2 separate regions of the Mus musculus genome follow, and region 2 is linked to region 1. Evidence: chromatin loops called from intact Hi-C (ENCODE). Cell type or tissue: left cerebral cortex. All regions are shown on one strand. Each heading gives the region's core, and the rest is flanking DNA. Links, peaks and the distances in the headings are about the cores only.

What was found. A loop is a pair of places that touch in the nucleus more often than their neighbours do. Peaks named below come from ENCODE experiments on the same cell type or tissue, not always from the same donor. Only the 100,000 strongest peaks of a DNase experiment are listed, where the experiment ranks them.
Region 2: a loop joins it to region 1, with 2.8 times the contacts of the local background. A loop is called at or near these places in 1 of 42 quality-filtered maps.

Annotation. Positions count from the first base shown.
Region 1 is chr17:65,556,469-65,559,920 of GRCm38, forward strand. Gm35400 (a long non-coding RNA gene) reads right to left here. Exons shown (of 4, transcript XR_385703.3): 1 at 2,539-3,452; 2 at 1,188-2,443; 3 at 914-986. Among named protein-coding and RNA genes, the nearest start is that of Gm35400, 1.8 kb to the right of the region's middle. In left cerebral cortex, for the core only: CTCF peaks have their summits at 1,946 (motif pointing right) and 3,015 (motif pointing left); DNase peaks (open chromatin) are centred at 705, 940 and 1,932.
Region 2 is chr17:65,372,441-65,375,892 of GRCm38, forward strand. The region is part of intron 13 of Tmem232 (transmembrane protein 232); the gene reads right to left. Among named protein-coding and RNA genes, the nearest start is that of Tmem232, 170 kb to the right of the region's middle. In left cerebral cortex, for the core only: a CTCF peak has its summit at 1,608 (motif pointing left); a DNase peak (open chromatin) is centred at 2,325.

The DNA.
Region 1 (3,452 bases), core at 520-3,019:
GGGCAGAGGGAAAGAACATGAGAAGTTCTCACACCCAGTCTTCTACACTACGGACCAGGGCATCCACTCCAGGCAGATTAACAATTTATAAAACTCCACCACCTCCAGAGACACAGGAGATGAGGCCTGGGAGCAAAGCAAATGCTGATGTTCAAAATGTAACAAAGCAGGCTGGAGAGGTGGCTCAGAGGTTAAGAACACTGACTGCTCTTCCAGAGGTCCTGAGTTCAATTCCCAGCAACCACATGGAGGCTCACAATCATCTGTAACGGGATCTGGTGTGTCTGAAGACAGCAACAGTGTACTCATTAAAAATAAATCGATCTTTTTTTTTTTTTAATGTAACAAAGCAATAACGTTGGTTGTCAACTTGACAGGACCTAGAATCACGAAAGGCTATGGGCGTGCCTACAAGGGATTCGATGGAGTAGGTTGGCTAAGGTAGGGAAGCCTGGCCTAATTGGGAGATAACACTCTCAGGGCTGGAGTCTTGAATGAAAAGAAACCAAGCTGAGCAGCCGGGGTTCCTGCTCCCTGACTGTGGGTGTAACAGGGCCAGCAGCTGCAAGTTCCCGCCCCCCTGGGACTTCCACGAGGAGCTGGTCGCTGGAACTTTGAGCCAGAATAAACCCCGCATTCCTTGAGTTGCTTTTGTCAACGTATTTTATCACCACAACAGAAACTGTAACTAAGACAGATGGTGTTATTGTGGCAGAAATTTCTAGGAAACTGAGTCACCAAGCCATAGCCGTGTTCCATTGGGGAAAGGAGAGTTCACTACACTGGTCCCCAAACCACACTGTAGTGGTGTCAGCCCCAAGTCTTGGGTCCAATATCCTTTATTAGGTGGGAGTATGGAAGCAAGCCAACATGTCCGTTCAGGGGTGGCAGGGCAGTGTGAAAAGTCACTTACCACACCTCCTCCGTGCCTTCTGTTTCTGGAGATAACCACAAGCAGGAGGGGACATCTCAGTGGAACTCGAGCCCTGGGGAATTTCCGTTGTTTTAACACATGGCAGTTTGAGGACTCTCCACCCCATTCTCTCCTCTCCTTTGTCAGAATCCCTTGTGACCCTTCTCAAGGCACCTCTGATGCCGGTGGAGGGCATGGAGTCTATCTGTTGCTCTCCTGTTTCTGGTGACAAAAGTTAGGCATGGACCCAACAGGACAGCCAGGAGGATCATACCCAGGGGCGAGGCAGAAGCAGCCATGGGCTCCCGGAGGTCCAGGTGTCACCACCCCAGGAAGGTCCTTTTGTCGAGTCTCCGACCTTGCTTTCCACCAGCCATGTGGTATTTTCTCTACGATCCCTAAGTGGTTTGTGCAGAAACAGCAATCTTTTCCTCTGAAGACACACCTATGTCACCTTTCAGCTATGATTTCGTAAGGCTTCTGTCTAGTTCTGCAAGGCGACTGTAACTCTGCTGGCCTAGCCTGAGGCCCTCTTCGATTTGATTGGACAGCTGGCTATGCCCGACCTGTTGGATCCTGAGCTTAGTTGCTCCTGTGACAGCAGCGCCATTGAGGGGCATCTCCAATAACGTTGAGAGTAAGATGGGATTCCTCTCTTTCCGGTGATGAGGGCCTTAATATTGGTCTACCTCTGGTACAAGGAGAATATCTAGGTCTGGAGTCAGGAATACCATCCTGCCATCCCCCACTGGGTAACAGGTTCCATCTGCACAATCGAAGCATGTGCCATTTAGGCCTTGGTTCAAGTCACCAAGGTGCAGCTTTCCCCTGCTTCCCCTGCCTGGACATGTGGACCCGTCAGGCGGGAGTCAGCAGGGCTGTCCAAGACTGTTTGGCTTTCTAGAGTTGGGCTAGTGACCCCAGCACGGGTTAAGTTGCCTGGCTGGTCTTCACACAGATCTAGCAACCAACCGTTTTCCCAGTTCTAACTCCACCAAGCCACTTGCAAGTTGAAGCGTTTTCACTAGAGGGCGCCAGAGTCAAATCTGGATAAATCTGGTTTTTTCTCAGGATGGAGCAGAGGCTCATGGGTGGAGCCAATTGACCTCGCTCTCAGGCATAGAGGCACTGGCGGAAGCTCTAACCATTTGAGGGTCCATCCGTCTGTTTCATCCCTGCCTTCACACATCCCAACCCAAAGATACCAGGACCACCCCTGTTCTAACTTTGTTATCTTTAGTTTCAGAGTATCTCTTGTCCCGCTTCCGGGCTAGTCCCTGACAAGGAGACCCCTTGTCCTTCCGCGGGTGCACTGTCCTATGCCCCTGGCAAAGTTAAGTCCACACGGTCACAGCTTCTTAAGAAGGACCGGTATTTTCCCCCACAGTGATGTTCCTTCCAGGGGACTCATCCATATGCTATGCATGCCAATTGTTGCAAATTTCCTGGGACAGGGCTCAGTGCCGCTGCGTTTCTCTGTGATGGCTGAAGGACTGACAGTAATTGGCTTTCTCCTAGTCCATGCACCATCTGAAGGAGAGAAGACGGGGTCCCAAAGGGGGGTAGTTAGTTTTATTGAGTGGTCTCCCACAGAGCAATCCCATGGTTCACAGAATCAGTATTACCTACTGGCCTGGAGGCTCCAACAATGTCGATGCGTCTTTGGTGAGCTTCCCTGTGGGAGGGGTTACCATGGAGATGGCTGCTCCTGTGTCAAAGATGAAGTCCATCTTTGCTTGGGCCCAGCATCTATTTTGACGATGGGCTCCTAGGGCCAATTGTGACCGAACCTGGCGGTGCTCGGTCTGACCTGTCTCCCAGGTGACAGCCTCAGCCCTCGTGGGGGCTTCAGTTTCATTGCAGCTATGCTAGGGACCTCTTTTTGTTTGGGGTTTGGGCACTCATTCTTCCATTCGCCTTTCCCCTTGCAATAGACACACACACACACACACACACACACACACACACACACACACACACACACTGGTGCAGAGTTCCTGCCATATCGAGGGAGTAGACTTTGCAGACAGCCCTCTATCTAGTCTCCACCAGGGGACACCCCCTCTGTCTGATGCCTACCTGGCCTGCCACCTAGTGGTAACTTACTAACGCAGGCCCACACCCTTCGCTCACCCCATAGCCACCACCTGACCCCAATGGCTTTTTATCAGGTACCATTTAGACACTCAAAAATCACAACTTTGGTCCAAATTGATCACCCTTTGGCTGCCGGGTAGTGTGGTTCATAGGATATGCCACAGTGCACAGGAGGCAAGAGCCTTTCCCAACAAATAAGGGCAAAGCCAACGGAGCACGCCAACCTGCCACAGAATATTGGGTGCCAAATTGTGCTTCCAAATTAATAGCTAATGAGGTTACTCTCATTAGTGTTCTAAACAGAATATTCAAAGGCAATTATACAGAATGTTTTATCAATATGAACTGTAGGTGTTTTCCTTCTTAAATTGTTTATTATCCATAAGCCCCCATCCAAACCTTGTTGTCCCTTGGCCAGAGCTTCCATTTAGTAACTAGTGAT
Region 2 (3,452 bases), core at 321-2,820, 180 kb before region 1:
GAATGTGAATCTGTTTGAGAAGCTAGCAGACATACCCCTGGCTAGGGCTTATTTTTCCTTTATTCTATGGTGGTAGTGGTGGTAGCTCACAATATATATAGTGCATATAGTGCTTTGTGAAGGAATCCAGCTTCTCTTGGGAGTTCTGTTTTCCTCTTACCACTCAAATCTGGAGAACATGTCTGCTGTGGTAAAGCTAGGATAGCTGGAACCTCATTCACCCTGAGAGGTGACAGGTGCTTGTTCAGTTCATGGTCAGAGATCAAATATCTGACCCTATCAAGTTTTTAAAAGAGAAAAAGATTAAGACCTGTAAATTGCTTGCTTCGTGTTTTCTGAGAGCTCTGAAAGAGGAATAATTTGATTAATGTCACAGCCAAGCTTTTCCTTCTAACCAAGCAGGTAATAAGAGCTTGTAAACTACTGTGAAAACTTTTTACAACAAGCTCAGTACTTCCCTTTTCTTTGGCAGACCAATGAGGATATGAAAAATAAAATACAAAACATGTAGATTTCATTTTTGTTGCATAATTTTGTTGTCCTGTAAGGGTGTCATCTTGTTTCTAGTTAATCTGTATTCACAATATAAAATTTCTTTCTATTTCACTGATATCATGCTAATACCTGTGTCATGTTTAAAATTCTGCAACCTATCATTCCACTCTTAACGAAGAGTTCACGGAAGGATGACTGTTGGAAGGTAAGCATGTGTGGTGAAAAGTGGGAATGGAAGTTATGGTGTGGTCACACTGCCGCAAAATCTCATCTCACCTCAGTCTCAACAGAATGAAGAAGTGAGACCGCGTCAATCTGCAAAACTACACAGCAAGCCAAAACATAGAGAGCCAACCCATGGGGTGGGACAATTAACACCTCACATAAAGAACTACAGGAGACTGAGGGAAGCTAGAAGCAGTAAAGATGCTTCCCCCCCAGGAAAGAACACACCCATTGTCTGTCTGGTGCCAAAGGCCAGCCCTGAAAATATGCATACAAATAACTTATGGGAACTCAACAAGTTATACTAAGAAAAATATATGTATAGACAGATACATATGCATGCATTAACAGTGAAAAGGAGGTCATGAATTTAAAGGAGAGTAGGGAGGGGTTATGGCAGGGTTTGGAGGAGAAAGGGGGAGGGATAAATGTTGTAATCAAACTATAATTTTAAAAACAAAAAGAAAAGTTGATATCTAAAATATGTAAATAATTCATACAATTCAATGACAAAACATTTAAAAAAAAAAACTAAAAGTAAAATCCACAGATAACTTGATTATTGGCAAAGACAATCTGAGGGCATTTTTCTAAGAAGTCGTTCAAATGGCCAACATGTGTACAGCAGTATCTTCACCATAACTAATCAAGTCAATAATCCAAACCACAATGGCCTGTGACCTCACATGGAGGAAGGTCGCTGTAAGGACTTAGTCAAAAGATCAATGTGTGACAGGTGGATAAAAGAGAGCATTGATAGGCTGGAGAGATGGCTCAATAGTTAAGAGCACATACTGCTTTTTCAGATAACCCAAGGTCTCACCATTCATGTTGGGTGGCTCACATGCACCGTAGCTCCAGCTGCAGGGGACTTGGCACCCTCTTGTGGCCTCCACAGGAATGTGCACCCATATGCACATACCCACAGATATGCACACACACACACACACATAATAATAAAATAAAATTTTAAATAGTGCATTCATATATTGATGGTCCAGATATTTGGGGTGGGGGAATCTTCAAAAAGATGAAAATAGAATTATGACCTGACTCAGGATCCCAATTACTGCATCTAAAGGGGGGAGAGGGGAAGTGGTATGTGGAAGGATTATTGGTACTCCAAATCTCCAGAAATTTTAACACTTTGCAGGACTGATCTAAAATGATAGTTGATTTCTTATCACTCAGATATCTCATAAGAGACAAGAAGTAGAAGCCCATTCTCTGAAGAAGCACTCTACTTCTTTACTTCTCTCTAGTCAACAACTGTGATCAGCAATGTGGACTTTGGATACCACTATATTACTTTTCCATGATAAATCTACTCAGCACAACCACTGTGGTTAATACTGTTAATTTGATAGGATCTGGGATTAACTAAGAGAAGTGCTCCTAAGTGGATGTGTGAAAACATTTCCAGAAAGGATTACCTGAGAGGGGAAGACTCTCTATCTGAGTGTGTGCACCTTTCAATGCATGGCCCAGGCATCTGAGCACGAAGCCATGTTGATTGTCTGCACTGGCTCCTGTGAGTGCATCTGTCTCTCCCTCCATGCTGCTGCCACTGCTGCTGCTGTCACGACGGTGGCCGCCCCCATCCTCTGACAGCATCAGCCTCCGGCTTCTTCAGCACTGCAGTGGACTGAGAGCAAGCAAGTCTTCATGAATCTTCCAGGTTTTCTATGCCAGGCTGAGGTTGTTGAAGAAGTCAGCTCCATGGAGTCAGCGTTTCCAGCCTCACCAGGGTACAGATACCCATTGAACTGCCCGTGTAAACTCATTCCCATCCCTCTGCAATGTAAACCGTTTGAGTCTCCTTTTATAATATATAGGTAGTCTGTTGGTCCAGTTCCCATAGAGAATCCCACTTATTACAGCTGTAAAGTGTGTGCTCACAAGCACATATGACATGGTGAAACTGGCTATAAGCCGTTCTTAATTAGATAGAAGCAAGAGGATAACAATATATAAAAACAAAACCATTGTAACATTGTATTTTCTCTGAAGGTTCCCAGCAAGTTGTATCATGAGGAAAAAAAAAAAGCAAGCAAAAACATGAGATGCTTTTTGCTGACTCTTTATTACAGTCTTGGTAGTGCAATGCTGCTTTGTGAAGAAAATAAGTATTTAAGAAAATCTATTAATGACTGAACAAGAAAATAAGGAGCTAACGTATCTGGGCACCTTACCTATGTTCTTCTCTTTGGGATAAATCTTAAAGAATCATGCAGTTCTTTTGATGTTAAACTTCTAAGGCTTAAAGAATTTAACTAGTTTACTAACATCAATTTTTAAAAAGGAAGCTGTCAGAAGGTAGAGTTGATATTATATGTGATCATGAATGGTTTTAAGGTTTTAAGTAATTATATTTTTAATATTTATATCACTTTTTTACATAACTGTTTTGTCTACATATATGTATGTGCAAGTGTGCGCATGCGTGGTGCCCACAAAGGTCAGAAGACGGCATCAGCTTCCACCATAACTGGAGTTAGGGTTGGTTGTAAACCACTATGTGGTGCTGGTATCAAACCCAGGTCCTCTGCAAAAGCTACAACTGAATTATCTCTCTAGCTTTTTAAGTGCTTATTGTAACAGAATATCATTATAATTGTCTTATTATTGTCTTAGTACCTTACTTGCTGCCTGATTCATAAATTAATTTCTTAGAATGCATGCTCATTAGTTTTTTGTCAATTTGACAGAAACTAGAATTATCCAGAAAAAGT